5 separate regions of the Mus musculus genome follow, and regions 2, 3, 4 and 5 are each linked to region 1. A link is a loop called in an ENCODE intact Hi-C map of the cell type or tissue named here. Cell type or tissue: left cerebral cortex. All regions are shown on one strand. Each heading gives the region's core, and the rest is flanking DNA. Links, peaks and the distances in the headings are about the cores only.

Region 1 (6,087 bases), core at 569-5,568:
TGGCTGCAACCACAGACCTACCTGCATTATAAATCTCTCTGGGACACCATGCCCCATGTTCAGTAACACAGGCAAAGCTCTCCTCTTTACATAACTCTTCTTTTTAATTAAGGCCCAGGAGGCCAAATAAAGACTCTGAAGTAAATCTTGATGCAGCTCTCCTTTTGAAGAGTAATGGCCTTCATAAGAAGATATGTTTTTTTTTTTTTTTTTTTTTTTAAATCTAGGTCTCTTAACTGCAAACCCAAACAAGTACAATTAGAGTTCCCAGGCACTGTGAAGTTCATTAAGGCAAATCAAGAAGTGGTGCAGGTAAAATCTAATCTCTTGCCTCTCGCATCAAAAGCCCCCACACTCGCCCACACTCCATCTCTGGTGGACTAAGCCCTGTGTCTTTTCCAGACTGCCTCTCCTCTCAGCAGCCTCTCTGGTGAGTTCGCCTCCAGGGGCCTCCTCTGCTTTCTGTTGTTTCTGTAGCAGCCAGACTGTTTCTTTCCTGCTCCCTCCCTCCCCAGGGTGCTTCCCACTCCTGTGGTTTGAGTGTCTTCCCACTCCTGTGGCATGTGTCCTTCTGGAGCCAGATCTGTTCACTCACTCAGTCCCTCTGGCTTTTCCCAAAATGATCCTCCTATTTGAACTCACGTTGTTCACACAAAATTTTTTTCTAAATTCATCCCTCTCTCTACACCATTTCTGCTATATACGGATGAAGTGCTCATTTCCACTCTCTGACCTCGTTACCCAGTACATGCATCTGTCACCTTACTAAGTATGGTAATTAGACACCCAAATATGCACTTCCTCTAAACTACCCTGGGCTGCTGCAGAAAAGGGAATATGCTTCACTTATGGTCGGCCCCAAATTCCATTTCTCAGCTCCTGGAAGACATTTATGAATACATGAATGTTTCTAATGGTGACAGATACATCCCAGAACACTCTGCAAACTCTCTCCAGGTTCATTCAAAACGTTGTGGGACCACAAGGAAAGGAGAACCCAAATCTAGTTTACAAAATGCATCTAATTGACATTTACATCTCAGGTCATCAGCTAGGGAGAGGGAAAACAGAAAAGGTCTGGGAATAATGGGGATCTTTCCTCATTATTCTCAGTATGTGATTCAGATGCTCAAAGAACAGAGACCTCCCATATAAGCTATGGTTAGGACTCAGCACATTATGCAGACCGAGAAGTTGTTAAGAGATACTTACTGAATACATGCATACATGCAGTCAGTGTCTAACACTGTGAGGAGCATTTTTCTCATTGTGACCTAATAAGACCAACCAGGGTAATAACATTGCTATGTATAGTTGTGATACATTAAAGGGCATTTTCTTATGATTATTTATAGTAGATCTCTTGGCACAAATTGTATGAATATAATAACATACTGCAAAATTTCCCAACATTGTTGCATATATCACTGTGAATTTGCCGTTATAAATGAATCCTCTAAGGAAAAAATACAGTAAAGGCATATTTGCCACATGATTATTTGATTGTCTATATCCCCTAATGTATTATTTACTCAAACACTTGAAGTGCAGTCATCCAATAGGACTCCAGAAATTGGCACATTTCACAACAAAATATGCTGAGCATGTACATAAATGTATGTAAATGTTCTCAGGTTTGAGCCAAGTTCCTTGCCTTTGTTCTCTTTCTCTGACTTAGTCATAGAGAGACTCATGAGGACTTGGGGCCTCTGGCTTAGTCACAGAGAGACTCATGGGGACTTGCGGCAGCTCTGTGCTTCCAAACTGAAATGATATTGCCAAATAGTTACCTATATGCAAACTGAACTTAGTCCTACAGCTTTTGTACGTAGTGCATAGAAGACTGTATGGGAAATGAGCAGAAAGGACACAAAGGAAATCATCTAGGAAGAGCAGTTTGCAAATCAGTTCTCCAGACTAGTTTTTCAACCTTCCTTGGGGGAACAATGTAGAAATGCTGCCCTTTCCCAGGATTGTTGGGCAGTATGCTCAAACACAGCACACAAAGACCTCCTGCAACCCCACTTACAGCTTCTCAAAGCCTGAGTGAAAGAGGGTCAAGGCGAGGGCTAACCTTGTATTTTAGAACGAATCTTTATGTGTAATCCCTTGTCGGTTTCTCAAATCCAGAGGAAAAGCTCCCCTGAGACTATTTTCCCTTGCACTGTTTTTTTCCCTTCTCAATTTTACCTGTCAAACTGTAGTGGAAAGTGTGAAAATCAAAGGTTTTCAGCAAACATGCAAACATGACTTTTTTTCCCCCTGTCCAGTCTGTTATATTTCATACTCATGTGCTTTCCAACTTCATTCTCTATAAATATTGTTTTCCTGGTTATTCTATTTAAAAACAGTAAGGAGAATAAATAATATCACACTTTCGTTCTTTTGCTGGACACTGAACAACACTATCATTTGTGCCCATTTTATACAGAGCTCTTTCATATATCTTCTCTGAATCCCAGAAGATAAATAGAACATAAAATAGAGAGAAATCTAGTCTGTCTGCTGAATATATGTCTGCTACTGAGGGACCAGACTTTGCATTATGTTGAGTAAAATATGATTTTACAGAACAAACCACATATACAAAATTGAACAAGAGAATAAGACCCAAAGTACAGAAAACAAAGAGCCACCTACATGCATTTTATATCAGAAATATGACTGGCTTTACAGTGAACTCATTGCTGTTTCTATGCACTCAATGGATATGTGATATATAGGTGTGAATATTTTATTTTTAAAACATACAGTATACAAGCAAGAATAATTTTCAAGACAGTGGTTTAAATGTGCTGTTCACTGCCTTTGAAGCTTTTAATTAGCTAGTCATACAATTTATAGATGCAACTAGAATTGCACACTCTAATGGAGAGACTTTAAAGCATAATCTAATAAAACATTATTATATCCTTAATGCTTTTAAAAACATTTTTAAAAAGGTGTTCTTATTGTTCCAGATAAGAATACTAAGATTGTGAATGATGTTCAATGCCACAGAACCAGCAAGAAGATGTCCATGTTCTAGAAACTATGTCTTCTGTCTAAGAGTCCAGTATACGTTCCCCCACCTTCAATTAAACAGGATCCGTAGTGTAAAATGGATTTTTAAAAATGTACTATTGACATCTGTTCTCTGTGCAATTTTTTACATTTATTCTCTCCTCTGGTTGACATAACTATTTTATGCCAGGACAAAAAACAGATGAAGCAGATTTGTACAGTTTTACACTCTAGTGTTTTCTAATAAGTTCTTTTTTATGATCCTATAAAAAAATTCTTATGTCAGTAAGACATTTCTAAAGAGATTAGAAATCTTAGAAATATTGAGAAGGTCTCTCTGAACATTTATTACTTTACAGGGATGCAATTTTTGCTGCCACATGGGGGTGCAGTGTTGTTAATATTAATTTTGGGAGAATTTTGAGCATCTCAGATGACTGAGGCTGGGGAGTGACTGAAAGAGATAGAGTCTACATACAAAGACAGAGCACTCTATCTTATCTGCATTGAAGTAGAAGTACAGGAATGAAAGGACCCTGGTATAGCTGTCTCTTGTGAGGCTATGCCTGGGCCTAGCAAACACAGAAGTGGATGCTCACAGTCAGCTATTGGATGGATCACAGGGCCCCCAATGGAGGAGCTAGAGAAAGAACCCAAGGAGATAAAGGGATCTGCAACTCTAAAGGTGGAACAATATGAACTAACCAGTACTCCCCGGAGCTCGTGTCTCTAGCTGCATATGTATCAGAAGATGACCTAGTCGGCCATCAGTGGAAAGAGAGGCCCATTGGTCTTGCAAACTTTATATGCCTCAGTACAGGGGAACACCAGGGCCAAGAAGTGGGAGTTGAGGGGGGGAGGTTATAGGGGACTTTTGGGATAACATTGGAAATGTAAATGAAGAAAATACCTAATTAAAAAAAAAGAGTGAGTTTTAATTCATCCTCAAAGTGTCTTCAGTATCAAATCTTCATGGTGTTAATTTGGCAAATCATTCCATGTTAGAAAATACTTCACACTGTATTTGAGCAGCCCATGTGAGATGGTCACATTAATTTGTGCTGTGCTACATCCTCCAGGCCAGGAAGGTCATTAGAGAACTGCTTAATTAAGCAGAAGTCACTTTTGTTGTTGGAATTACTATGAGATAATTGACCATGATGGGAGCTGTGTCCCTTAGCTGAAAGCAAACCATGGGAACCAAGGTCAATTATCTTTTATTAATGCCTACACTGAAAAGAGCTATTGTGGTCATCCTGAGACATAACTATAAAACACTCAAGTCTTAAATAGCTAAACCCTTTCGAAGATGTTGTAGTGATCAGGGATACAATATGATTTGGTTAAAGCAAAGCCGCCACATTGAACACTCATGGTTTGCTAATGGTGAACAATTTGCCATATATTTTCCCATGTCTACATGTTCAGGGTTTCTGGTTCTGCCCCTGCTGAGAGTATATTTCTAAAATCCTTCCAGTTGAAAGCTTATCCCCTGAGTGTATGTTAGTTGTTTTTAGTGAATGGTTAACTCTTTCTATAACTTTGGTACCATTTAATATTAAGCACATCTTAACATTAGTAGCAAACTTATAATTTGGAATCAGACAGAGCAGAAGTAGAATTCCCAGGACTGACAGCTATGTCATGAACTAACCTTCCAACATAGCAGCATAAGTTCTTTGTGTCTTTGGGGTACACAGAGGAAACAAGAAGCAATTGAAAAGCGATGTTCAAGATAGTTTTGTGGGAGGAGATATGACATTCTTTTAAAGGATGGGGATAACAAGGTAACCGAGACGGCAGAAGCAGAGCTAGGGCCATTTTCTACAGTTAAGGACCCAGGAAAGAGAAAAAGCAAGCACAGGAGTCTAACATGAACTGAAAACTTGGGAAAAGGTATAAGCTTGCAGTAACCAGAGTTATCTTCTGACCACTGACCTCCAGTGCAAGGGCAGGGAACAAATGTTCTGGGCCTTTTTTCTCTTATATTCTGATCTTTTATAATGGCCACCCTTTGGTTGAACCCACACAAACAGCTAGATATAGGCCAGCCAAAAAGAAATGAGGAGCATAGCAAGTCCTGGTCAGCCTCCGGAGCACCGAGAATGGTGGTGATGAGCAGAGAATGTTTGTGTGCTTTAAATTTGCAACGAAAAGCATCTTGTCTGCTTATGTATTTTTCTTCACTAGTGAATGGAGATATGAATCAAGTTTGCCAAAGAAAACTGTAAAGATGCAATAAAATACACAATTTAGCACTCTTAATATAGTAACTGATAAATGAACGGCAGCTAGTTCTTACCTCATTGTAACAGTCGTGGATCACAGTAAAATAAGTCTGTGTAGTCTATAAAAATAAAAAAATATCCAATAACTTTATTCCTCATAAAACTACTTTATTTGGTTTTAGAAGGAAACTGTTAAGAAAGACCATAAACATTAAAGAACCAGAAAAAAATAATTGAATGGTGTAAATAATATTATTTGCATTTTGATATATGGACCTTATGAACAGTTATATATCCTCATATAATTCTACCAAGAGATCATGTGATCAATAAATTTTTTTTTCTTTCCATTTTTATTAGGTATTTAGCTCATTTACATTTCCAATGCTATACCAAAAGTCCCCCATACCCACCCACCCCCACTCCCCTACCCGCCCACTCCCCCTTTTTGGCCCTGGCATTCCCCTGTTCTGGGGCATATAAAGTTTGTGTGTCCAATGGGCCTCTCTTTCCGAATAAATATTTTATAGTTCATACTTCTCTACTATCCTATGGGACATTTGAAATGGAACAATAACTAGAAACAGAAAGTAAGACTTTACATTTTATGTGCATATTTGTGCCTTTAGCCATGATATTTAAAAATTGTTAGTAGTCATTTAGATTTTGCAATGTGCTCAAATGTTGTTTTGGTATAGATCAGCAAAGCATCACAAGTCTCCTCCAATCCTTTGTTAAAATATTTATTACCACCCAGCCTTACTTTTCTATATCCACAATCTATGCTGTACTTAAGGGGCTTGAGGTGGTACTTTAAATTATTATTATTTTATTATTGTTATTAACGTTGGTAGTA
Region 2 (6,087 bases), core at 449-5,448, 90 kb after region 1:
GGGGTCTCCACTGAAGCATGGGTAAACTAACATGGCCTTATCTCTAAAGAGAATGGTTTTCCTATGTCTGGGAGATATCAACTGCCAATAGCTTTTCAGTAAGCAGAGGAGCCTGGAAAGTACCTCCATTGTCTATGTCAGGATTTTGACCTTCTTGATCTTGTACAAGTAACCACAGCTGCTATGAGTTTGTGAGTGACACTCCCAAGTCATGTTCAGATGATAGCATTTCATAGTACTCCTACCTACCTCCTCCAAATCTAAAAGTATTTCTCTTTTTCCATGATATTCCCTGAGTCTTGTGTGTAGAGGGTGATTGATAAAGATGCTCCATTTAGAGGATCAATGCTCAGGCTACTGCTCTTAACACTTTGACACACTTTTCATCTCTGTGTTGAGTGCACCCCGCGGACCAAAAGAAGCTTATCTAACCAAAGTATAGAGGAGTGCATATATAAGGGTAGAAACATAGATATTTAGAAGGCAATCTGACAGGATAGTCATTCAAAATAACAATAGTAGGTTGTCCCCTAGGGCCTATGACCTCCCCTGCCACAGCTTTTGACTAGGCATAAAATTCTCTCCTATGAAGCAAGTCTCAAATCCAATTAAAAGATTGTTAGTTACTCAATAAAGATTATGACATTGTTATACTCTTAGAGTACTATAACCATCATGGCTAGTTGATAATTTCTTGGATAGATGTGGCAGACTTTGAAGGGGAATGGGAGGGTAAGTATGATCATAATTGTACATATGTGACATTCTCCAAATGGAAATTATAATATAAAAATTCAAGGATTATACATTTTAGAGTGAATTTATTTGTTTGGACTTTTTTCACCAAGTGTATAATTACAAAACCAGTAAAAATAGTCACTTTTCTTACTGCAGAGTGCTAGAAATTTGAAAAAAAAATGTATTTTTTAAATGTCAAGTGTCCTCTCAGTTCAATATATACCTCAGTTAAGTATTTTAGTTCAATTCAGAACCCATTTGTGTTATAGGAAAAATGAAGAGTTGTCTAAAGAAGAAAAATTTAAAACTAGTCTTCAAACAATTATTATATTCTAGTTTATGAATAAAGAGTTAAAATGAAGCATTACATAATTCTTAAGTTGCAGAAAATGATCCGGGCAGTCATTCTTTTAGAGCTCTTTAAGCATTTTGGCTTTGAAATCCTAAAATATTTCAAAAGCAATGTGCGTGTGAAGGGAGATCACTCAATGCTGCCTTTATAAGCCAGCTTTACCATACTACAAACTTCAGGTGCATTTCCAAGAATAGCTTTCAATTCCTCAGTAGAAAATGGATTGTTCTAATCTAACCATTGTCATTTTTAATTTTTATTAGCTGATCTTGATGGTATCAACCTCATAGGACAGCTCTTGAGCAAGAACATACTGGATGGGAAGCAAAGGGTTTATCATAAATGACTTCTAAACTTCTCACATGGTATTAATAAAATATTATAACCAACCAACATCTAATGCTCTTCTGGCATATGTAAAGGCAGGGATGGTGTAAAGTCAATACAGCATACTGTTTTATTAAAATATCCTAGAACTGACTCTGAGTCTTGGTTCTGTGAGGTTAGACAAATTGCTCAGTTCCTTAAAACATCCATTTGCCTATCTGCCAAATGGAGCTATCACATAAAGGCATGGATAGCACAGCACTCCTGATATCAGTAATGGCAACCTCTATCATCACAAAACCAGCCCTTTTAGGGCATGCTGATTCAGGTCAGGATGGAGTATTCCTCTGACTAGAAAGATTTTAAAACCATTACCTGAGAGAGAAAATGTAAGCTCTGACATAACAACTCAATAACATTCACAAGAGACAAGAAGAGATATTTTCTTTCTTGAAATCTAATAACATTATTTCCACAAAATGGTTATTGAGTACTGTTCACTGGGTAAAAGCATAGGGGTCAGGAGATTTAAAATGAATAAAACAGAAATCTTGTTCCCATGAGGCTTGCACCATCCTGAGAGAGAGAGAGATTCACAAGGTTACAAATCCCTTAGAGAGCATTCAAAGGAAGAGCGTCATGAGCTTAACCTAGGAAGGTCAGGGAAGCTTTGAAGGATGGGCAGGACTGAGATACCAGCCAGGGCTGCCTGGCTAAGTGCAGAAGCTTTTTCTTATTTTCTGTCAACAGTGTCTCTCTATATTTCACATCCAGGATATTTGTGGCAAATGTTTTCAAATTTCTTGTTTGAAGAAAAAGTAATAGCAGAGAAAATAAATTACCTGTTAACTATCAAAATTAACAAAAGAACATGATAATTTGCTTGACCATTACACAGTATCCAATAGTTTACTATGGTTAGATAGTGTTATGAGCAAAGAATAAAAATGGTTAATTTTATTCCAGATCTTGTACCTGCATTTTAAGGTTCAGAGGGCAATGACTATGATTGCCCCTGAATATCACTTGGTGTCTCTGTTAGATGTGATTTGGGGGAGGCATGGACATAAATGGTTAAATTATTTATATCTATATTTCAGTGTAACACTGGAATGGGCATTGCACACCAGAGAAGAAGCCAGTATCTCTGCCAAGTGCCTGTCATCACCTTAATTAAACAGTTCATTTAGTTAAGAATCAATGATTTATAGAGGAAAGACACAATGGCTGGGAGAATAATAAAAATGTCTGAAAGATCAAATTTATTGCTCTTATTCTTATTCAAGCTTGCCAATTATGATCAAGTATAAAGTATTACACATGTTAATGCATAATTTGGGCATATTTACTTTACATTACAGACTATATACAATTAAATTTGTATTGTCATCTTAAGCTTCATTTTAAGCAGAATATGGACTCAGATCCTCTCAGGTCCAATGTTGTCACATGTCCACACAATGCGACTAAATTGCACAGTAAACATCTAGTAAGGTAGAAGTGTTGATATAAACTCAAAACTCTATGGACAGTTTTGTTTTCTATACTTTTCAGTTATACTATACTAAATGCATAGCCTAGGTGCTGCTTTGGAAAACAGAGCAACCTTAAAAAGACACAGAAAAGCACCATCTGTTCATGTTCAAAAAAAGTGAGGAAAAGATTTTTTTTAACTTGTTAAATCATAAAAAAAAAATTCTTTCCGAAAAAATACTGGAATCATGTAGATATGAAGTTATAATTAAAAATGAAAGCAAAACAGCCTTCTTCCAAACCAGAGGAACCCCCACAAGTCAAAGCTACAGCTAAGGTGACAAGAATAAAAATAAGGCTATGCTGAAAAGTCTTGGAGTATGGACATGTCACTGAGGATATTCATATTCAGAGTGGATTTTAAAATCAGTTAAATATTCATAAAAAATTCTTAAATGGATTCATTATACCTGAGGGTCTCAATTCTGTCTTCTCCCAATGGAAATATTTCCGTTTCCATTGGTGACATTATGTTAATATGTGAGCCAGGAGATGTATAAATATCCAGCCCACTTAATCAAGATCATGAGAATGAGCACTTAGCAAGTACACTTCCATCAAGCTATATTAATAATAATTATTGGTAAAATAATAATATTTTACCAAGTACTCACCTTTATGTCCTGCCTGTGGGGAAAATGGAGGCTGAGAAAGTTACTGAGACAAAAATCCCCATCTGTGCACTGCTCCTTTTTCTTTCTGACACTACATTGTCCCCAGGCTATGAATAAGGTTGGTTTTCAAGATCACTAAAGAAGTTATAATTTATAAACCCCAAAGTTATAATCCCAACTGCCCAGTTAAATTTAACCAATTCAAAGTGCCTCAAACTATCCTATTATTCAAAGGCTATTTTGATAGTTCAAGAAAGTTCTTCCAAAATAATGACAGAATGAGAAACAGCGGGAGACCATTAACACTTTGGTCTTGTCTTGTTCACTTACTTTTTCTTCACTCCCTATTTCCTTGGAACAGCCCTTAATTGTCATTGAGCAAATGATAAACGTTCTCCTTATGATGCTTAACATCACAAATCAACTAACACTATTTCTACATGCTTCTGTAGAAGTTCTGAGGATTCGTTGGAAAGAGGTTAGCATTTGGATGGGCAGACTAAGAAGCTATGCCTTCACCACTATTAGTAGACATCATGAAATTGGTTCATTTTAGTATTCAGAGAAAAATATTAGAAGGTGAATTTTCTCTTTCCTTTCCATCTCTGTTCTCCTTGTTCCCTCCCTTGTTTTATTCAAGCTAGTATACCCAACTTCACCATGTAGATGTTAAGGAAATGTTCTTGTATCTTTAGCCAGAGAGATCGTCAGGAGTACCTCCATTTTCAAATTTCAGGCCTTTGGGTTCAGTCTGAATTCACTGCCAGCAAATTAAAACTGGTTTTCCAGTTTGTAGATGGCAGATGTTCAGACTTCTTGGTCTTCAGAATTCTGTCAACCAAATTTCATATAAGATATGCACACCTCCAAATGAATCTTGATAAGTGCACTTTTGTGCATGCATTTTTTTGTAAATTCTTTTGAGACTCCAAACAGAAACATCTTTTCATGTTAGCTTCTAACATTCCATCTCTCCCCATCTTTCCAAGGAAGGGCAACATCAATAATTTCTTCTGGGAGAGCAGCATGTCTACTTTACTCAAACTTGCATCTAGAAGCCTTTTCCCTTACTGAGGAGAACAAATAGATAGCAAACATGCATCCTCAAGGTCTTTAGCTGTGACTCGGTGGGCAAGTTCCCACCCATAGCTGAGAAGCTTCTGAGGTACATCTGTGCTTACTGTGTAAGACTAAACCAAATGAGTTTAGGGTCTTCTTTCGAGGAAGAAAAGCAGAGATGCGTGCCCTAAGGTTTCTGCGTTTAATACAAAAAAATTCCGTAGGCTCAGTTCAGAAAATTTTCATGAGCCTTAACTTAGTTTATTATAAAGGTACGAAGAAATATGAAGATATGATCCTAATATTTATAGTTCCTTTAAAAGGCAAAGTAAACAAAATATGTCATAAATTCTAAGTATCACGAAGTAGCAAAGACAACAAATGCTATAAGAAGGCATTAAATAAATACCTGGCGGCTATAAAATATGTGAAGGCTTCACAATGAGGGGAAGACTCTGATTAAGACATAAATTACTTGCAAGATTTGTGGAAAAGTACAAGAAATGAATGCTTCAGAATGGAGTGGCAATTTTAATAGTGATGTCTAATAGCAATATAGAAGCATAACTGGTTAACATGATAGTCAAAAAGATAGGCATCACTACGGATACAGAGTCAAAATAGGGGAAACAGAAGTCACGTTATGGTGAAGCATTGAACACTGCACTGTTAAGGCACAGCAGGGTTAATGATGCCAACTTCTTACAATGACTAGAGCTAACTATATGATTGATTATGTGCCAATTAAATTTTGACTTGAAAGGTCAATGATAACTACCCACCCCCTCTAAAGAATATAAAGCTTTGCCCATTAAAAAAAAAACTTTCCAAGGACATTTAAGAGAAACCCTAAAGGCATTACAGGAAAATTATAAAAATTACAGGCTTCCTAAGTCAAATCCCTAGTGATTCATGGTACTGAGGAATAGCTAGGGTGTCAGACGGACAGGACATCTCCATCTCCCTGCTTTTCATTTATCCTTCTCAGACTCAGGTAGCCCAACAGAATCCCAGCTTGACAAATCTAAGACAGATAAAGGGAGCAGTACATTAATATGATTCTCTCCTCTAGTCGGCCACAGCACTTTCCACAATCACCTTGAGCCACTTCTTTTGTCAAACAATCAATAGTTCTATAGTGAAATACATGAATATTTACAAAACTATGTAATGGATGAACACTTTACATATAGGTACTTTCCATTCCGTGTTAGGCCTCATTAATAAGCTAGTTTGCTTATGAGAGGATAGTTTGCATACTTTTTGTCTAAACAAATTTTGAAATACATAAATTAATTTACATTACATTTTTTGGATATCAGAGCTATTGACAAAGTCCCAAAACTAGACCTTGTCTTCTCTGGTATTTCAGAAAACTACAAAAGGTCCAACTTCCTTCCCAGACATCAGGTAGGTCAATAATTGAAGTCTGAAAAACTCAGTCCTCCAGAATGCAGCATTTTG
Region 3 (6,087 bases), core at 775-5,774, 290 kb after region 1:
CACTGTTTAATCAGAAAAATAAATGTTTGCCATACCTGTATTTCATTGTATAAACCCAAATTGTAAAAGGGTGAATGCTTTTGTCCTGCATTCCCAAAAATAAATTTTGTCCCCTATGTGACATGTATCTAATAAGATACTTTAATTTTGTTCATTAACCACAGTTAAAAGGTAATTTGATCAAAAACTAAACATAAGTTTATATTAGTCTCTGCATGCTTCAGTAAAATCAGACCAACAAGCAATAAGCAAATATAGGAAGTTTTTGTTTTAAAAGGAATGATCAAGAATACTCACCCATCATGAAAATGATGAGAGTCCTTCATCTTTTTGTGGTTTGTTTATATGTTTGTTTGTTTTTATGAATTATGCCCCAACTGTTATGAGCAGAGCTTCGGGCCATTCATAGCTCTGAGTCTCATGGAATTTGGTGAACTGTTATTGTTGTTTTGTTCATTTCTATGCACAATGAATTATGTAATTGTCTGACCTGATTTTATTTTTAGCAGTTCAGTAATTCTTGGTAATCTTTATTACAAATGTGACACTACATTAGATGTTAAAAATATTCTCTGTCCTGGAGGTGCCCTTTGTGCTTACAAGAAACTAGACAGGCACATTTAACAGCGAGAGTGCCCTGCCAAATGAGGAAAGCCTGTGGTATGGTGAGATGGTACATGAGAGCTGTACAACAGCCAACTCAAAGCAGAGAGACACCACCTTGCAGTGATTTGTTCTGACAGCACTATCCACAGGTCGGAGAGAAACCCTTTCTTTCATTTTAAGCTCATCCTAGGAAGCTGCATTCATCTCCTCTAGACATTTAATCCTGCTATGCATCATACTAATGCTTCTACCATCTGGTCCCTTCCTCTCCCCACTTCTCGCTCTCAGCAGTCAGGCCCACTCACTGCAATTTCACATAGTAAATAGAAGACATCCCACTCAACATTTCCCACTGGCACATTCGAACTTACTTCTATATTCAAGTACCTCTCCGTACCCATCTGCACTTACATATCAGACACCAACCAGGACACAGTCCTTAGCTCTCATCTATTCCATCTTCTAAGGAGACTTTTGTTATTAATTAAACACATCTATTATATATGTAACCTCTTGTTTTCCATACTGCACATCAATGGTTTCCCACAGAGAGTAAGCTTTTATTAGTGCAAAATATATATAATGGTCATGTTTACTTACTCTTCAGCACTACCACCTTATTGAAACCGCTGTCCCGTGACCCCTTTGCTAAATCATCTACTGTGAATTTGTGCTTTACTTACTAGCTTTCTTGTCTTCTTCAACTTTTTGTCTAGAGACGTTTCAATAGATTCCGTACTCCCCCCTCTACTATTTTTAAAAGGAACCTGCATCAAAGCGCAGAATTCATCTGACAGCACACTTCCTCCTTTTACTTACTTGTGCAATCATCCCGTGTTTTGGAATATCTGTCCACAAACACCACACATTTGTTCATCTCTCTCGTTTTTCCACCACCAAGATAATTCACACCACAGCTATTTTTGTCCGGATTTCTGCAAAAATCTTTGCAAAAAGATTCTTTTATGTTTTTAAATGAGACCATCTACCACCTATGTTTTCATTTCCCACCTGTTCTTTATATAGCTGTCAGAACAATAACTTCAGAACTCCAACATATACTCACCCACTCCTCCCTGCTCAGTTTACAAACTGTAACACTTCAGTGAAGTTCTGAACATGCTTTGGCTTGTGTCTTCTACCACTGCCTATCCTTCCCACTCCCCATTAATCTTATTTTTTTTACTCCCATGGTGGTCTTCTGGTTTTTCAGAAATGCAACCTTCTGTAACACGTGTAAGTATATACTATTCATTCTGCCAAAATAGCTCTCTCCATTCTCTGCCCCCACCCCATCTCTCACCTCTCTCCCCACCCAGTTGATTTACTTTTTAAATATATGTTTAATTAGCATTCTGTTTAGATGTCTTTCTATACATCATTTTCTTTTCAAACATATTTGAATTGAATAGCAATTACCCCAGTTACTGATTTATCTTTACACGTACACTTACTTGTTCTATTTCTGCTTCCCCCATGAAGAAAGGAACAATGCCTGTTTTCTTCCACTTGAATTTACAGTATCTGGGCATAGTAAGTATATTGCAGACATACACCAAATTAATTAAGGATAAAAGGAGAAGAGATTGTTTTATGAATGAAATGAGATAGCCAGAAATTATAAGCTAGGTTTGTACAAACTAAATAATGTATGTTGTTATGATGAACTAGCTCTAGGATACAGCAATTCTGAAAACAAAAAACGGCAAACTCCCAGTCCTTCCGATGGTTCTTCTTTAGCTAGGTAGCTGTAAAGAGAATGCTTTGCTGTATCCTACAAAATTCCATATATCTTTATAAGGGGCTCATCTTATCCATGTGACTACCAAATATCTATTCAAGTCAACTATGGCAATTTCGGCTCATTTCGTCAACAGAGTAAGGTAATAAATGTCCCTAGACTGGAAACTGCAGGGACAAAATTGATGACTTTTAGACAACTCTAAAATCATGTGAGCTGTTCATATATTATCTACCATACTTTGCCTTCTTTAAAGGTGGAATGGAATTAACTGTATCATTTCTCTGAAAACTTCATTTTGGCAAAATACATTTAGAAAAACCATTCATTTAAAATAAATTTTCAGAATAAGGATTCCCACTAACAGAGGAAAACGGAATATGCAGTTTCAAACAGCCATGAATAGAATTTAAAAAAGAAATAAGCACAGTCCAATGACATCCAACTTGTCAGTGAGTGTATCCTGCTCACCCTACAGGCTTAAGAAATTCCCCAAACTGTGTAAGCAGCAGAGACGGAATCGTAGCCTCATTCTAAGTGACCACAGAATCCATGCTGCTTCTGATCTATATCAAATAGACCAACCAGAAGTGAAATCCAAGAATCCTGACTTTCTGGCTTCGTGACAGAGAACTATATTCTCTTCATAGCCCAGCTCTCATCCCAGATGCTGTGTGCTATCCTGATACATATGAGGCAGGAATAAATGAAATTCTCTGTCAGCTTCTCATGGGTTTCCTTCTAAACCTTGAGATTTCAGACAGTTATAAAACTTCCATCTATGTGTACCTTACAAAACCGCTTTTGGAAAAACATTTTGTACATGAAGTTTTAGCCCGGAATGCATTTTTCCTTCCAGGCTATAAATAGAGTACAGCTTTTAATGAAAATGCTGACACTACCTAAAGAACAATGGTGTGTGACCAAATTCATTGCAGAGGCAAACTGCTTCTCTGAACGTCTTTTAAGAAAGTGTTTTTATAGTATATATTTAATTAAGGCATGGATATTAGATTATGCAAAATATTTGCTTCACCAAAATGCAATTTAAAATAACTATCAAAATAAATTAGCACATTTACTTCCCATACGTTGAGAGGTTCATCCAATCCAGATACAAATAGCAGTAACTTCTTACTTAGGTGTTTGTTCAGAGGTGTTTGAATATACACGGATCAGCAAGTAAGGGTTTTCAAATATTTATATATAGTTTTCTTTATGGACATAGTGGAGTAGTAACCGTTTTGAGACATGAATATTTCCATATAATTTGAGTTTTTGATTAAATGAATGTGTTGTACTTAGCCTGGGGTGGGGGCTTTTATTACACAGCAAACATGGGATCACATTACATGCTGCCAGTTAGGACCTCCTGGAAGAACTGCAGCAATTAAAGTTCCATTGTAATGCCAAGCATCATTACAAGTTTACTGTGGGCCAGATTTTGTCCAAATATTTAGTACAATTCCACTGAGGCTAAAGGTAGTTGGAGACAGCGTCAAGAAGTTTGGCATTAACTCCCACTCTGTACTGGGAGTAGGAAGCTGCCTGTTGCTAGACCTGGCTTCCTGGAATAGTTTCACTTATCAGGAATGACTGAGGCTAAATCTAATGAGTCACGTTGGCACACAATTCAAAGGACAGCACAGAGAGAAGAGAAAGCAGGCCCAAGGAAGGCATATAAGGAGCTCCCATGTTAATTTTGTCCAGTTGAGTTGTTTAACATTACCTGGCTTTAACCCTTTTTAAATTTATAAGTTAGGTGCAACAATATCACAAAGATATATTCTTTATAAAAGTATGTGATCAGTATGTACCCTTTCCCAGGCCCTATGCTTGTACAATTTCGGCTTTGAGTGGGCTTACTCTTTGGAAGATTTGTCATTCATGTCTCTAGCTGGTCTGTGAATAGTCATCAATATGCAAATTGAAAGCTCTCCATGTGTCTGTGGATTTGCCCTGGAGATCTAACACCAGCAAACAAGAAAGCAGATAACAGTAAGAAAGTGATACACGGAGTGTTCTTAAGAGAGATGAGCTTTACATTCAGGATAGTGAATCTGCATCATCTTATATGTATGCTGTGTACTCCAAATCCAAACCAAACATGGGTCGGGAGGCTCTTTCAACAAGGGAGAGTGGAATTATTTCTTCCAAGATAGCTCTCTGGAACTTAAGTTGACAACACAAATATAACACTAGTTCTTAATTCAGAAAAGGCTTTCGGTATTATAGAAGTTATAAAAAATGACTATCAGGGGAAAAAAAAAACACCTTTATCCTGTTTGCAGGTTAACCCTTTTACATTTCCAAACTTTGTATTCTCAATTGTACTCTAGAGGCTTTGGGATGAATTGAAAGTAGACCAATTTGCCATATTTCATTACTCAGGTCTCTTTGAGAACCAGTAGAACTTAAACTATAGCCACATTGAGATATCTTCATTGCTGGTAATAATAACCCAACTTTCAAAATTAACCTGTAGTGTGTATTTACCAAAAACTAAGATTCATTCATATGTTATCTCCAATTTTGAAATAAAATTCTGAAATTGAAGTATGTGTTAATTGCTATGCTAACTTGATAAAGAGTCATAAAGCTAGTAAAAGATGTCAACAATCTTTTTGTTTGAGTCCACATCTCATTCCTTTATATCAACCCGCTCTCCTTTAGTAGTGGGTAAAGGTTTTGGTTGAGTAATTATTAAGCTTCATTTCAAATCCTCTGTAATGCCAACACATAATAGAATAACAGATAACAGAACGTTGCATGCTGCTGATAGTAAGTGATGGTATCAACCAAAGCTAACATTGCATGCACCATCAGGGTCCCTGTTCTAATACCATCTGTCTGTCCTCCAAGACCACTGCTGGCTAAAAGCATAAATTCAATTGAGCTCTGCAGAATGGATTGAGAACCTCCCTTGGAGTTTATCTATGTTTGAACCATACTTCCAGTTTGTCATAATTAACTGAAGAGTTTATAAGCTTTATGCTTCCTGCAAATGGAATGTACAGTTAGATAGCAGTTTTTTCTTAAACCTGAATAATGGGACCACTGACTGCACTTAGAAAACACAACAGTAATTATGATGTCTACTTGGAGAGTTTTATGTGTAATTTTAACTTGGAGAGTTTTATGTATAATTTTAGCTTTGCCTGTGTTGACTTGTGATCAATATTTGTGAATATTAGGTATAAGGAAGTAACATACCAATCCATACTACTGAAGAGTTGAAGAGCTTGAACTTGATTTTAGTATCTTATTCCTTTCTCACTTCTAGCTTTTTTTATACATGCTAATGCAACAAGTTTTATTGATGGCCTCCTATGAATTTTTGTGCATTTTCTTTATTAATATGTATCACACAATTAGCTAGGTAAATAATGGCTGTGACTATTAAAGATGTGCATAAATATGGTTGAAATAAGGTATTAATGAATCATAATGATCCAATACATGTGCCTTAAAAAACTAAGCAGAAAACGCAGTAAACACACCCATCACTAAAAAACCCAGTGTTATAGAAAAGATAAGAGTTTTTGAGTTAAATAGATTATATTGAAATCACCTTTCTCTCATTATACTTTCATGGCTTGGAGCAAACAAATAACTTGTGAGCATTAAAATTTTTATGATGTTGACATCAACACTACAGTGGTGGCTTCTCAATGATTGTTAGCTTATACCAAGTAGAAGGAGAGACATCAACTCAGTAGGAAAGAATGAAATCCACAAAG
Region 4 (6,087 bases), core at 784-5,783, 520 kb after region 1:
AAGAATTTACTACTCTTAACTCAGCACCACCTCAAAGGAAAGGTACCCCCCTAGCTCCTGATACCTGTCCCTAGAGCAGATATAGGTGAACTCTCAAGCTTGGGGTCCATGTTCCTTGAGGACACCCTGCTCCCTCCATCTAATTCTTTGCTTTCACTCTGGAAAAGGTAGTTACTAAGCAGAAAAATTGGAGGAGAAGGGGAAGAAAAGAAAAAGGGGAAGACAATCCCATATTCAGGGTCCAACTATAAATTACAGAAATGGGTTAGCAACAATCTATTTTCAGAAATTAGTCTGCTATGAACAAGCTAAAATTAATTGTAGGATTTTCAGGGCTAGGGCCAATTTTTAATTTATAAGATGCTCACCACAGGTATGTGCCTTCATCCCAGGAAGACTGGCCTAAAACAACCAGCAGATGTCTTTGGAAAATTCTTTTCCTACAGCTCTCTACAGGGGAAGCAACTGCTAGAGGAGGGAAAACTAGAAAATTCAGACTGGCAGGATAGCAAACCCAGATGCTTTTCTCCTTGTTGCTAATAGAAACAGGATTAGACTAGATGGGGAACTGTAATTAGGCTCTTGGCTTTTATATCTGACATGTTTACAGCCATCATGCTATTCTGGGGCTCTTACATAACATTTATATCTGATGCTATAATAGGCATTTTGTGATCCTACTTTCCTCTTCTAAGTGGCTCTGACATGCAAGCACTCTTTCTCTTCCAAGTCTGGACCTAAAATGCCACACATCCACATATGTGGACTTGTAAATATCAGCTTCTTCACTTTAATGCCTTAATACAGTTGCTAATTCTACGATGCTTTGGGGTAATTTCTTTATTCATATATATCAGATCAGCAAACAATAGCCCATTGGCCGAACCTGTCTCAGAGCCTGTCTTCATGTGACCTGCAATCCAAGCAGAATTTTGTTTCTAAGGTATTACAAAAACTACAAGCAAAAATGCAGAATAATACAAAATAGTCAACAACACCTAAGACACTTGCTAGGGAGCATATTATTAAAAATGTGTGCCTCAATCCTTTATCTATAACAGTATATTCCATTATAGATCACAAGTGGAGTGATAATTCTAGCATCAAATAATGTTGGTGATAGGTCCTCATCCTGACAGGATCTGGTTAATACATCAGGAACTACCCTAAGTATTTTACATAGATTATCTCATTTAACCTTCAAAAGTGCTCTTTGAGAACGGCTATGTTATTAGTGTTATTTACAGCTGTGCCAAGCTTAAATAACTTGCAAGTGGTGACATTTAAGATTAGCAGAGAAGCACATACTAAAAATAATTAAAGACTCTACACTATAAAACTTTCAAGAATTAACAAAAACATATCTTTATGTCCCCTTCACATGATAGTTTATGAAACTGTCTCTGGTATCTGATATATACACCAAAGTGAAATGCCCTCCTGCTGGGCACACTTCAATGTTTTCTTTGCTTCCTCCAGATAATGGGGAGTTAAATCACATCATTTACCCACCAAGTGTTGGAATTCATTTCTTTTGGTCTCAAAGTCTTCTTTCTTCTCCTTCCTTCCAGAACCCTTAGGAATTCATCATTTTTTCATTTACTGAAATTTTAAAACTTTCTTACCGAACAGTATTTCTTGCTAAACTCTAGAGCATAACTAAAACACCTTGGTGTGCATGAGCATAGAGTAGCTCATAGCTCTCCTGTCCTCGAGTTACACACACCTAGTTAATATTCACTAACACATCATTTTCATCACCCCGACTTTCTGCATACACTGTCTGCACAAGAGATGTTCCTCCTGTTAACCATCAAACATCAAAGGATTTTCAAAACCTTTTCAGTTGTCTCTTTGTTTTATCCTGGATATTCCTATACAATGAAAACAGACTATGGTGTACTTTATCCAGCTATAGTCTCTCATTCAAGATTAAGACTTTTACAATGTAAACATATTATTTTATATAGTTGTATAGGAATAACTATATTTAAGATTTGAGAATGATGAATAATAATACTTTATTTGTAATAACATCGTCCATATTTGTGGAAAAGCCAATCACAAACCTATAAAAGGAATCTAAAAATAAACGCTAATTGCTATTATTTTCTAAGATGTGTATGTATATATAATTGATGGTGACCACTATTTTATTGAAAAATAATTCATTTCTGCTAGTAGCATAAGGAGACTTCTAAATACCAAAGAATCCAGACCTTAAATTTCCAGTTTGAACATTATGAACTAACCAGTACCCCGGAGCTCTTGAGTCTAGCTGCATATGTATCAAAAGATGGCCTAGTCGGCCATCACTGGAAAGAGAGGCCCATTGGACTTGCAAACTTTATATGCCCCAGTACAGGGGAATGCCAGGACCAAAAAGTGGGAGTCGGGGGAGGGTATGGGGGACTTTTGGGATAGCATTGGAAATGTAAATGAGGAAAATCCCTAATAAAAATATTTTTTAAAAATTTCCAGTTTGACTGATAAACAAAATTCTGAACAAAATCAAACTCAAGGGAATTTTTCTCCATTTACTTTCTGGAAATATTTTTACCCAAGAGCTTGAAAAATTAAAGATTTTAGAGACAAATAGTAGGATAGAAACCATTTAAGATCCATGAACCCTCAAAGTGTATTTTATCTATTCAGTTTGAAAATTATACTATAATATTTTCTAAATACCAAGCAGCTATCACCATTAAATTGATAGATATGACTTGAAAAGAAAAATATTTAGAAAAGTGTTAAGATATAATTTATCTTTTAAAATGCCCTGAAATTCTTTAGCACTACAATTCTCCTTAGTGATCAAAATCTTTTTAAACATCATAATAATTTATGCTGATTGTCACCTTGACTGGACCTTCAATTACCCATGAAAGGAGCCGCTGAGGATTGTTGAGTATGGTGACCTATTGGGATGCTTATGAGGACTTCTTTTATAAGGTTTAGTTGTGGTAGGAAGACCTACCCTAAATATAGGCATCATTTCTTGAGTTAGGTTATAAATTGAATAAAAAAGAGAAAGTGAACTGAGTGGCATAATTCATAGATCTCTCTGATTTCTAATTGCAGATCTAATGTGACCAGCCATGTAAAGCTACTGCCACCATGATTTCCTATCATGATGAACTCCCAGGCTCTATTTCACACTCTCAGTAGAACTGAACAACATCACCCATGAGGCACTGATCTTGCAGTTATGAAAGATGGAAGACTGAGATGACTCTTTGGCAGAAGAAATTTCAAGATAGAAAAGCATTCAGGATAGTTGTGAGAAGGCAGATATAGTTGTTAAAGAGATCTTCACAACTTCAGGGAGCCAATAAGAAGAGTATGCTTTAGACAAAGCCCCTCCCATTATAGGTTTCACCTTGTTTCCATGGATATTCATTTGAATAAAGAAAGTCTAAACTGAAGAGATTCCGTGGTCCTGAAAACTTTCACCATGGTTAGAACACACGTGCTACTTTAACAATGAAACCAAGAGGAGTAGGCTCCATTCATAACATGGCAGCAGAACTTGGTAGTGTTGTCTGTATGCTACTAGTTTTATAAACCTGAAAGGTGTCAGATGGAGAGAATCATGGAAACTTCCTCCAAAGCTTTAAAGAGTCATTGAAGCCAGGCAATGTATGACAGGGTCAAAGACCCAGTAAGGAAGCCCTTAAGCTTCCTTTCATGAAACTGTGGACAATGAAGCCAAAGTTGAAATGAAAACCCAGGATGCTATAAATGCCAGAACTATGGACCATCTCCAGACAATCTGCATGGACTGACTGGAGCTGGCTCAAGAGAGAGGCAGTGAGGCTGGAGGAGTAAAGCTACCTACTCCCTTTGGAACATAGATGATCTCACCACGAATCCCAGCTACTGGTCATAGAGTGGGAGGATTTAAGGTTTGCTCCACTGGATTTTGTTCTTGCTTAGATCTGACCATTCTTTACTCTGCTCCCATTCCTACCACTTGGAATGCAAATGTTTACTTTGTACCAATATGTTGTTGATTATGTGGGGGTTCATATGTTGATCTGAGTCCCAGAGAGATTAGATTTTTTACACAGTGTTGAAGTTGTTTAAGATTATGACTACTCCTGAAATTGAACTGCTCTCACTTCACATTGAGATGGTAATGAACAGGGGATGTAAGTGTGACTCAAAGTTGACATTCTTGAATGGCAAGTTGGCAAGAAATGAATTTGTGATGGCATATAATAGCCTTTAATGTGGCATGGCCTAGAATCATCTAGGAAAATAGCCTCTGGAAATGCCTCTAGGGGACTTCTTGAGGCTGAAATAGGAAGATCTGCCCTAAATGAGGGTGTCACTATTTCCTGGCCTGGGTTTGAACTGAGTTAAGAGAAGGAGCTAGTTGTGCAGCAGGGTTCATCACACTCCTTCTGACTATGGATGCCATATAATCAGCTGTTTCAAGTTCCTGATGAGCTGACTCCTGACCATGATGCACACTGTACCCTTCAAGTAAGAGCCAAAATAAACCTTTTCTCTCTTAAGTTGCTTTCATTTGGGGTATTTTTAATCACAGAAACAGGAAAAGTAACTAATACAGAGTTGTAAATATGCCACACACAGCTGCTCTTTTGCAGTTAAATATGGTCATATAGTTGAGTCATAGGCTTTATCATGGAGCTAAGTGGCATATTCCTGATCTTGCCAATAAATGCATCTTTTGTAGTAATGCATGCTACATTTTCATCTGTTTGGATCACTGGTATAGATGCCCCAGGTGATGACCTTATACCAAAGCCATAGTTGAACAAGTGTAAGATCTTAAATCACCTCTGAAAGGAAAGCTACCTGGCCATTTTCACTAATGTTAAGCTTTACTATAAATAATTTTTTAAAAATGCTATATGTGTATAGTTACTGAAAACATGTAGCATTAATTGTACCAGTTTTCAGTCAAGTGAAAGGACCTCAATATTTCTTATATTCCAATATTCTCCTGTAATTTTCTTTTAAATTTATTCTTTGGGAATTTCAAAAATGCACATAATAAATAATATTTTTAATCCCCCTTATTACCTTCTAGTTCCCCCTGAATTCCTCCTAACACATCTCCCTTCCAACTTCATGTCATCTCTCTCTTTGTAAAAATAACACACTCAATCCAATTAGTATTGTTTTTATGTTCATAGGTATAGGGCTATGCACTAGAGGATGAGCAACCTCTCTGTGGTCACACCCCCAAATAAGAGTGAGTCCTGTTTCCCAACAACTGTCAACCATCAATAGCTCCTCAGTTACTGTTGAGGCCTTGTAAGCTACTTGTACCAATCCATGCTGGCCTTTTGACTGTCTTGACCTCATCCATCTCTGCTACTTCATGAATACTTCACTAAGATGAGAAACACACATAACACAACATAGCTTATGTCAAATAAACAATGCTCATGCTGTTTTCATATAAGAGAATTCACACAGAGGGAATGAGTAACAGGAGGCATGAAACAATGTTTACAACTGTCATTAAATGGCTGATATTTAAAGGAGAATAACTATTGACTCATCATTATAAGCTGAGACACCACTGATGGTTACAAACTCCTTGCATGATGTTTGTTAATATAACACTGCTTATTTCTCTCTCTCTCTCTCTCTCTCTCTCTCTCTCTCTCTCACACACACACACACACACACACACACACTGTACACACTGTTTCTCTCTCTCTCCTTTTAATAGCCAGCAGCTGAAATATCTTGCAATTACTATTCTACTGAGTTAATACCTTCCTGAGAATATATGACCTCAATTGCATAGCATGTTGGGTCTCTCTAAAGTAATTTTAAAATAAATCTGATCCCATAATAAGAAGGCCACATAATTCTTGAAAATCTTGAATAATACAAACAACTCTATTTAAGCTAAATTTTTTGGTAACCAAGATTATATCTATGAAGGAACTTTACAGAATGATTTTCAAATGACCTAAGGTGTGGAAAATAAATACTGAACTGCTCCAACATTTTAGTGGACTGATGTTTGCATCATTACCTTATTCAGTAATGACTTCTTGAGAGGCAAGTGAGATGGCTCAGTGGGTAGACCCAAGAGAGAAA
Region 5 (6,087 bases), core at 997-5,996, 83 kb after region 1:
AGTGTTAAACTTTCTGTAGAAGATGAAAGTATGTAGGAATAAATAAGGGTTAACTAGTTTCGTAGAGACATGTGGGGCATTTTGAGGAAGACAGAATAAGCACTGAGAACCTCAGAAAAACACAGGCCATGTGCATGCCTAAATCGTAAGTTAGAAGATCAAGGGCTTTGGATCCAATACGGCCTTGATCACCTAGGAAATAGAAAGAAAAACTAATGATAAAACTGTATCAACTGTCTTTATCAAGGTGTCTACTTCTACCATGGATCAATCCTATGCTGTCTGCCACTCAACAATGAACTTTCTTTTAGAAGAGTAAGCTATTTTGCCTTGTGATTTTTTGCCTTGTGTGTGTGTGTGTGTGTGTGTGTGTGTGTGTGTCCTTTTCTAGAATTCCATATTTTAGATGAGTCCCTAAAATTTAAACAAGTTAAGCAATTAACGTAAGACTATACAACTAAGTTAAGTTGGTCTTTTTAATATAGCAGGCTTCCATCTCACTATGTTGACTGATGAGAAATAAACTACTCAATTACCACAGAAGTGGAAGATCTTTGCTAAAAGAAAAAGTATAACAAGTGAGCAATGATCAAGGTTTCCTTTAGTTAACTAGGAGAAGCCAAGCCAGTTTTCTTCATTGGTTTTTTTACTTGAAAAATGGGTTCACTGTGGTGGTAATTTTAAACTTACTCCCAGGAGTAGAACAAGGACTAGGACCTCGTTTTGTTTTTGTTCAAGGGCACAGCACACAATTGTGTACGACTTGGGGGTTGGATGGTACTTTTAAAATGAAGGATGGTTATTAGGAGCAAAGTGTCTCCTACAAATAACGAGAATGAAGCCTCCACAAAAATTACCTCTTGAAATACCATGCTTCTCCAGGCTTCCTCTTGCATGCCTTGGCTTCTCAGCAAATAGCTTTGATGGCCAGAGGATTTTCCAGGTCTGTTTTAGTCATTATAATAGCAATAAGTCCAACAAGGATCATATGCTCCTCAGACAAATTCTTATAACACATCTATCTTCACAAATAGGGTTTAACTTTTGATTCAGCTAATCCCCTACGAATACCCAAATGCCTACTTGCTGTAACAACAAACAAACAAAAACATGATGTATTTAATACCAGGAACTACTGGGAAAACAGAAGGCAGTTTTATCTTTAAAAACTGGCTGGAGAGGAAGGTAAGCTTATAATCAGGGCTGAGTAAAAACAGGGTCACTCAAGAGTTGATCTTATGTTAGGAGCTGTGTAGTGTGTGTGTGTGTTTGTGTATTCTAACCACAAAAAAATGTCAAGAGACAGGCAAAATTAAGTGACAAATCCGTGTTATATATGTTATACCTTGGATAAAAAGTGTGTCTTAAGGCACATGTGCTGAAGAATTGGCCTCTGTTCCACAGAAGTTGAGCTTTTGGGAAATCACATGAACCACAACTTCATGGATGGATGGACCTATTAAGTGACATTATAGGGATGTGGTGGAAATGTTCAGAGATGTGGCTGATTGGAGGAACTAAGACACATATAGCATTCCAGTCTCTGGTCCCTTTCTCTCTTGGCTTCCTTGCTAGTAGAAGACAATAGCTTCCCTCTGCCATGTCCTCATGCCATGACCCTCCTGCCTTGCCACATGTTTAAAAACAGTAGAGCCAGGCAACCATGAATTGAAATCACCGAATTCAAGAATAAAATAAATTCTTCTTCCTTTAAGTGGTTCTTTTAGAGTTGCATCAATGAAAAGTTACTATTACAGCACATTTCAAACATGATTGGTAGGGAACAAAATGGGTCTTGAATAATGGAAGTCATAGAATGAGGCTGTTTAAAGCAAAATTATTGAGGTTTACCACTAGCAGTTTCAACTGTGAGTAATCATTAGTATTGATTGTCCCTATGATTGCATGCCAATGTCTCAGAATATTTTATGTGTCATCTTTCAAAAATAAGGCTGCAACTGTCCATTTATTACAAAGTGTCAACTCTTAGGTTCAAAATATAGTTTAATCAAAATATTGAAAGTAAATTTGTTTTAAACTCCATGACTTTCTTGGAGTCTTGAGTTCTGCTATTTAAATAGATAAACACTTACCATAAAACATTCTATACTGGCAGATGTTTCTAGAAAAATTCCAAATCAGTGGCAGCCTAGGAAATTAGCCAATTTCAAAGGCCCTTAACAAGCAAGTTGAAAATAAGAAGGGTACTATGAAGTGAGTTTTGAAAAGCCAGTATAATAATCACACTGTGAATCGCTTGGGAAAAAGAATGTCATCGTCACAGTGAATTGGAATAAATGGAACAGATGCAGCTCACCTGAGAGACAACAAATACCAGAGAAAGAAATCATCAAGATGAACAAAGAAAGCCCTAACCTGACCCTGGAAAACGTGCAGGAAAAAGGCAGCAGAAGGCTCATGAGGTAGCCTGTGACACAAAAGCCTTGGTGGGGTTAAGGGCTCACTCCTCACATCCATCACTTCCAACTGCAAATCCCACTGGGAGGCAGAGTCATTAAAGTGCCCAGCCTTCCTTGTCCCTTACTTCGAATCTACTTCCTATGTCAGTCAGCCATCTGCACAGAAAATTAAATGGTGCAACCTGCATAGCCTGAGAGGTAGTTGCTTTGTAGTATGGTTGTCAAAGCTGCATTTCCCACCCTTCTAGCCAGCCATGAATATAAGATCATTAAAGGATAAATATATTTTCTCACCTTGCTTCATTGCTCAGAGTTTGAAGAATGAATGGAATGGAACACTCCCTTTCTTCACATAGTAAATGCTACAACTGTACCGTTTATTTCTTCCAAAGAGCATCTAAGCAGATTAGGGCATGGGCAACATTGAAATTTTAAATTTTAACCTTTTTACTTGGTTTTTAAGAATGCCCAGAATGCTTGCCCAGATACTACTTGACTTTGAGGATCCTGCACATGAAATTTCAGCATGGCCCACATTCTTGCCATATTTTAGCGTGTTTGGACTTGCTGCATAGAATGATTAAGGAGACAATTTACTCATTTCTTTCAGCAAACAACTGCTGAGCAGCTACTATTATAGAAGGCAAATTTCCAAAAGTTAGAGTTGGAGCAAAACAAACAAATAACAATGACAACACACAGAAAAAGAAACCAAGTTTATAGCTTGGTGAGCCAGATCTACTGGCAAGTAACTGTACGAAGAATATGAGAATATACCCAAAATAAAACAGCAGCATATTGTGACCAACCAGGAGCCAGATCTGGTATCCTATCTTTAAACTAACCTAGGAGAGGAAGGGGAAAAGTAAGTTGGGGACAAGAAAATGACAAAATTTCTTGCTAGCCAAACCTGGAGACGGATATATCAGCCGTGACCTTTTCCTTGACATTTGCAGGGGCTCCTATTATCTCCTCTTGACAATATGGTATAAGGCTTGATTTTGAAAACATTCCAAGACAAAATATTAAAAAGTCAAATAAAATGACTTACTATTCAGTTTAGAGACCTTTGGCTCTTCATTTTTTAAAAAAAAAATCCAGTTGCAGACATTAACTGCAAGTATTCTAAGGTCTTTTTCAGTAGTTTGCTCTTCCATAGCATTTCTGGGGGTAACCATAGGTGTGAATGAAGATTTCTCACCGGCCTTTGATACTGAGACTGTTTCTAGACATCCCTTCAATAGAATTTAAGTAAGAGTGCAATGTAAGACCTCCCAACAGGATTACATCAGGTAGATCTTTCTTCCTATCAGATCTTTTAATAGTTTAAAATTAGCAAACTTTGTTTGAAAATTAGGCATAAGGAAATGACTTTGTATTTCTGTAATGAATAAAAAACTGATACTTTTTGCCTTAAAAAATGCTGAAATGAATGAACACTGAAGTTTCCCAAAGTAGATCAGGCGTGAAGGCAAAATTCAAATCCTTAACTAACTGGTAGATGTGCAATCTGCTCTCTGCTTCTGTCGTTTCTCTTCTCTCCTTTACCTCGCCTAACCCCTGTGGCTCCAGTATTTACTTTTCTTTCCTCTTTCCTCTGAACCATTCTTACTAGGTACTGCACTAAACAGCAAAGCTCTCTACTGCTGCAAGTACCTTAGTCCTTTATGGAAAAATTAAAATCTTTTTTTTCTTTTTTAATCTCATCTCAAGCAGAAACCTTCCGTAATCACTGTTTTCTAAACACCTTGGCCAACACTCATCTAGACAACTTCAGCCAGCATGGATCCTTTTACATTCCCTCTGTGTGATAATGTAACGGCAGTAAAGAAAGAAACAAATGCTACAGACATTCTTTCTTTTTACCTGGCTGAGCTTTTACTCTTCTGGCTGGGATCATTTTGGCAAACAGTTTTCTCTGGCCTGCTTAAGACATGTTCTCAGGATTGGCTTCCCAGCAGTGGTGGAAAAAATATACAAACACGGTTCTTGGATTCCTCTTTGCCAAATATTTCTCCCCTTTTAGGGTAAAGCCAAATGAGGGAGATACATGTTTTACATTCTTAAGAAAGAATCCCAGGATTTCTCTACTACATGCTTCCGGCTCCCTTCTTTGTGGACCTTGATGCCAGCTAAGGTTGGTACAATATAATCAAACCGACAGAGCAGGCATAGATTATTCTGGCACTTTTCTGGGTCTTTGAACTGCAGATCAATTCTGGGGCTGATCACATTCTTTTAACCTATCTTTGAGGGTCACAGCAATCCCTAAGCCAATGTCACCATGCTTTGTCATCAAAGTTAGTAACTGGATAATAATGTTATAACCTAGCTTCATAAGAACCCAATGTTTGTTTCTTTTTAATATTGCTGCTGCACCTTGCAGTACCAACAAAGGCATTCATGCACACCATCACATGGAGCAGAAGCAGACAGGGGGGAATGTAGTCAATTATTGGCAGTCTAATGTTTCTTGAAGAAGCAATTACTAACATTGGGGGCAGGAAATTACTTCCCATCTTTCTGGATCTTAAATACCTCTGATCTCCTTCTACTAAAACCCAGTAATTCTCTCCAGTCTATAGCAACAAACAATATTTCTAAATATTTCAAATATTTCTAAAATATTCTTAAGGTTTGTGTATAAGTCAAGGTGTATGAAAGATTGCCACACAGTGATGGCAGGGGAAGAAATAAAGAAGTTAGATGGCAAAAAGCTTTAAAAGCAAACAACTAAGGGCAAAAACTAACTCCAGGTTATATATTTATGTCTCTCATAACTTCTCACATTATCCTGGGTTGGGGTGTCCCAAATACTGTCGAATACTGTCAGGAATCCTTCAACTTCCACAACCTCAATTAGCATTTCCTCTAGGCTCCACCCAACAGTTACTTAGCAACACCCAGGTACTAACCTGGCTCAGACATAAAAAGGATTCTCCATTTCTCCACTCTCTCTCTCTCTCTCCTTTTTCTTCCACCTCTCTCTCTCTCTTCCCTATGTGTCATTGGCCGGCCTCTCTTCTGCTTTCTATGTTCCTCTCTCCTTTCTCTTTCTGTCCTTCTCTGTCCCCTGCCTCTTCTGCCTCTATCCTCTTCTCCATGTCCCAAATAAATTTCCTTTTGTATTTGGCCTGTCGCATAGCTTGATTGTACAGGGGAGCATCTTGGCAGGATCCGCCAAGCAGCACCCTGCACCCAGCCATTTTATAAAGCACAACAACCCCTGTAGCTGTTATAACTTTTCTTCTTCACTAGCTTTTAGAGGCTTAATTGACTCCTAATTATTACTATTATTAGATTTGAGCTGCTCTTTTACTTTAGACAGTTCCAATCCATTCTTAAAGGCCTAATTCTGACCATTGAAATTAGATGTAACAAATAGGGATGTGATATGGGCCATTAAGTGGGAAAATATACATTTCATGAGGACAGAAATCTCCAAGGGAAACAAAGAATCAATACTGTAGCAACAGCAAACTCTAAAGCATGCTCATAAGGCACAGCTTGGATAGACGTGGCTTTTGGGGAGACAGGCTTTGGAACTGAAACCAAAGGAAAGATGAAGGAGAAAGGCAAACCCTTCAAGTGACCATGTTCCATCCCTTGAAGAATCAGGGAAAGTTTGGGATTCTTTCCTTCCATAAAAAGGAACAGAAATGGTCTC

Evidence for each region. Peaks named below come from ENCODE experiments on the same cell type or tissue, not always from the same donor. Only the 100,000 strongest peaks of a DNase experiment are listed, where the experiment ranks them.
Region 2: it touches region 1 in a loop (2.5-fold over the local background); 2 of 42 quality-filtered maps call a loop at or near these places.
Region 3: it touches region 1 in a loop (4-fold over the local background); 2 of 42 quality-filtered maps call a loop at or near these places.
Region 4: a loop joins it to region 1, with 2.3 times the contacts of the local background. A loop is called at or near these places in 2 of 42 quality-filtered maps.
Region 5: it touches region 1 in a loop (2.7-fold over the local background); 2 of 42 quality-filtered maps call a loop at or near these places.

The regions. Positions count from the first base shown.
Region 1 is chr7:91,213,193-91,219,279 of GRCm38, reverse strand. The region is part of intron 1 of Dlg2 (discs large MAGUK scaffold protein 2); the gene reads right to left. Among named protein-coding and RNA genes, the nearest start is that of Gm24552, 27 kb to the left of the region's middle. In left cerebral cortex, for the core only: a CTCF peak has its summit at 3,394; a DNase peak (open chromatin) is centred at 1,702; H3K27ac peaks cover 1,731 bases.
Region 2 is chr7:91,123,555-91,129,641 of GRCm38, reverse strand. All of the region lies in intron 1 of Dlg2 (discs large MAGUK scaffold protein 2), which reads right to left. Among named protein-coding and RNA genes, the nearest start is that of Dlg2, 36 kb to the right of the region's middle. In left cerebral cortex, for the core only: no CTCF peak of the experiment used is centred there; a DNase peak (open chromatin) is centred at 3,087; H3K27ac peaks cover 1,032 bases.
Region 3 is chr7:90,922,412-90,928,498 of GRCm38, reverse strand. It overlaps a transcript of Dlg2 not described here. Among named protein-coding and RNA genes, the nearest start is that of Gm39048, 90 kb to the left of the region's middle. In left cerebral cortex, for the core only: no CTCF peak of the experiment used is centred there; DNase peaks (open chromatin) are centred at 888, 1,505 and 2,980.
Region 4 is chr7:90,688,744-90,694,830 of GRCm38, reverse strand. It overlaps a transcript of Dlg2 not described here. Among named protein-coding and RNA genes, the nearest start is that of Tmem126b, 220 kb to the right of the region's middle. In left cerebral cortex, for the core only: no CTCF peak of the experiment used is centred there; a DNase peak (open chromatin) is centred at 3,844; H3K27ac peaks cover 808 bases.
Region 5 is chr7:91,130,192-91,136,278 of GRCm38, reverse strand. All of the region lies in intron 1 of Dlg2 (discs large MAGUK scaffold protein 2), which reads right to left. Among named protein-coding and RNA genes, the nearest start is that of Dlg2, 42 kb to the right of the region's middle. In left cerebral cortex, for the core only: no CTCF peak of the experiment used is centred there; DNase peaks (open chromatin) are centred at 2,550, 3,130 and 3,949; H3K27ac peaks cover 1,967 bases.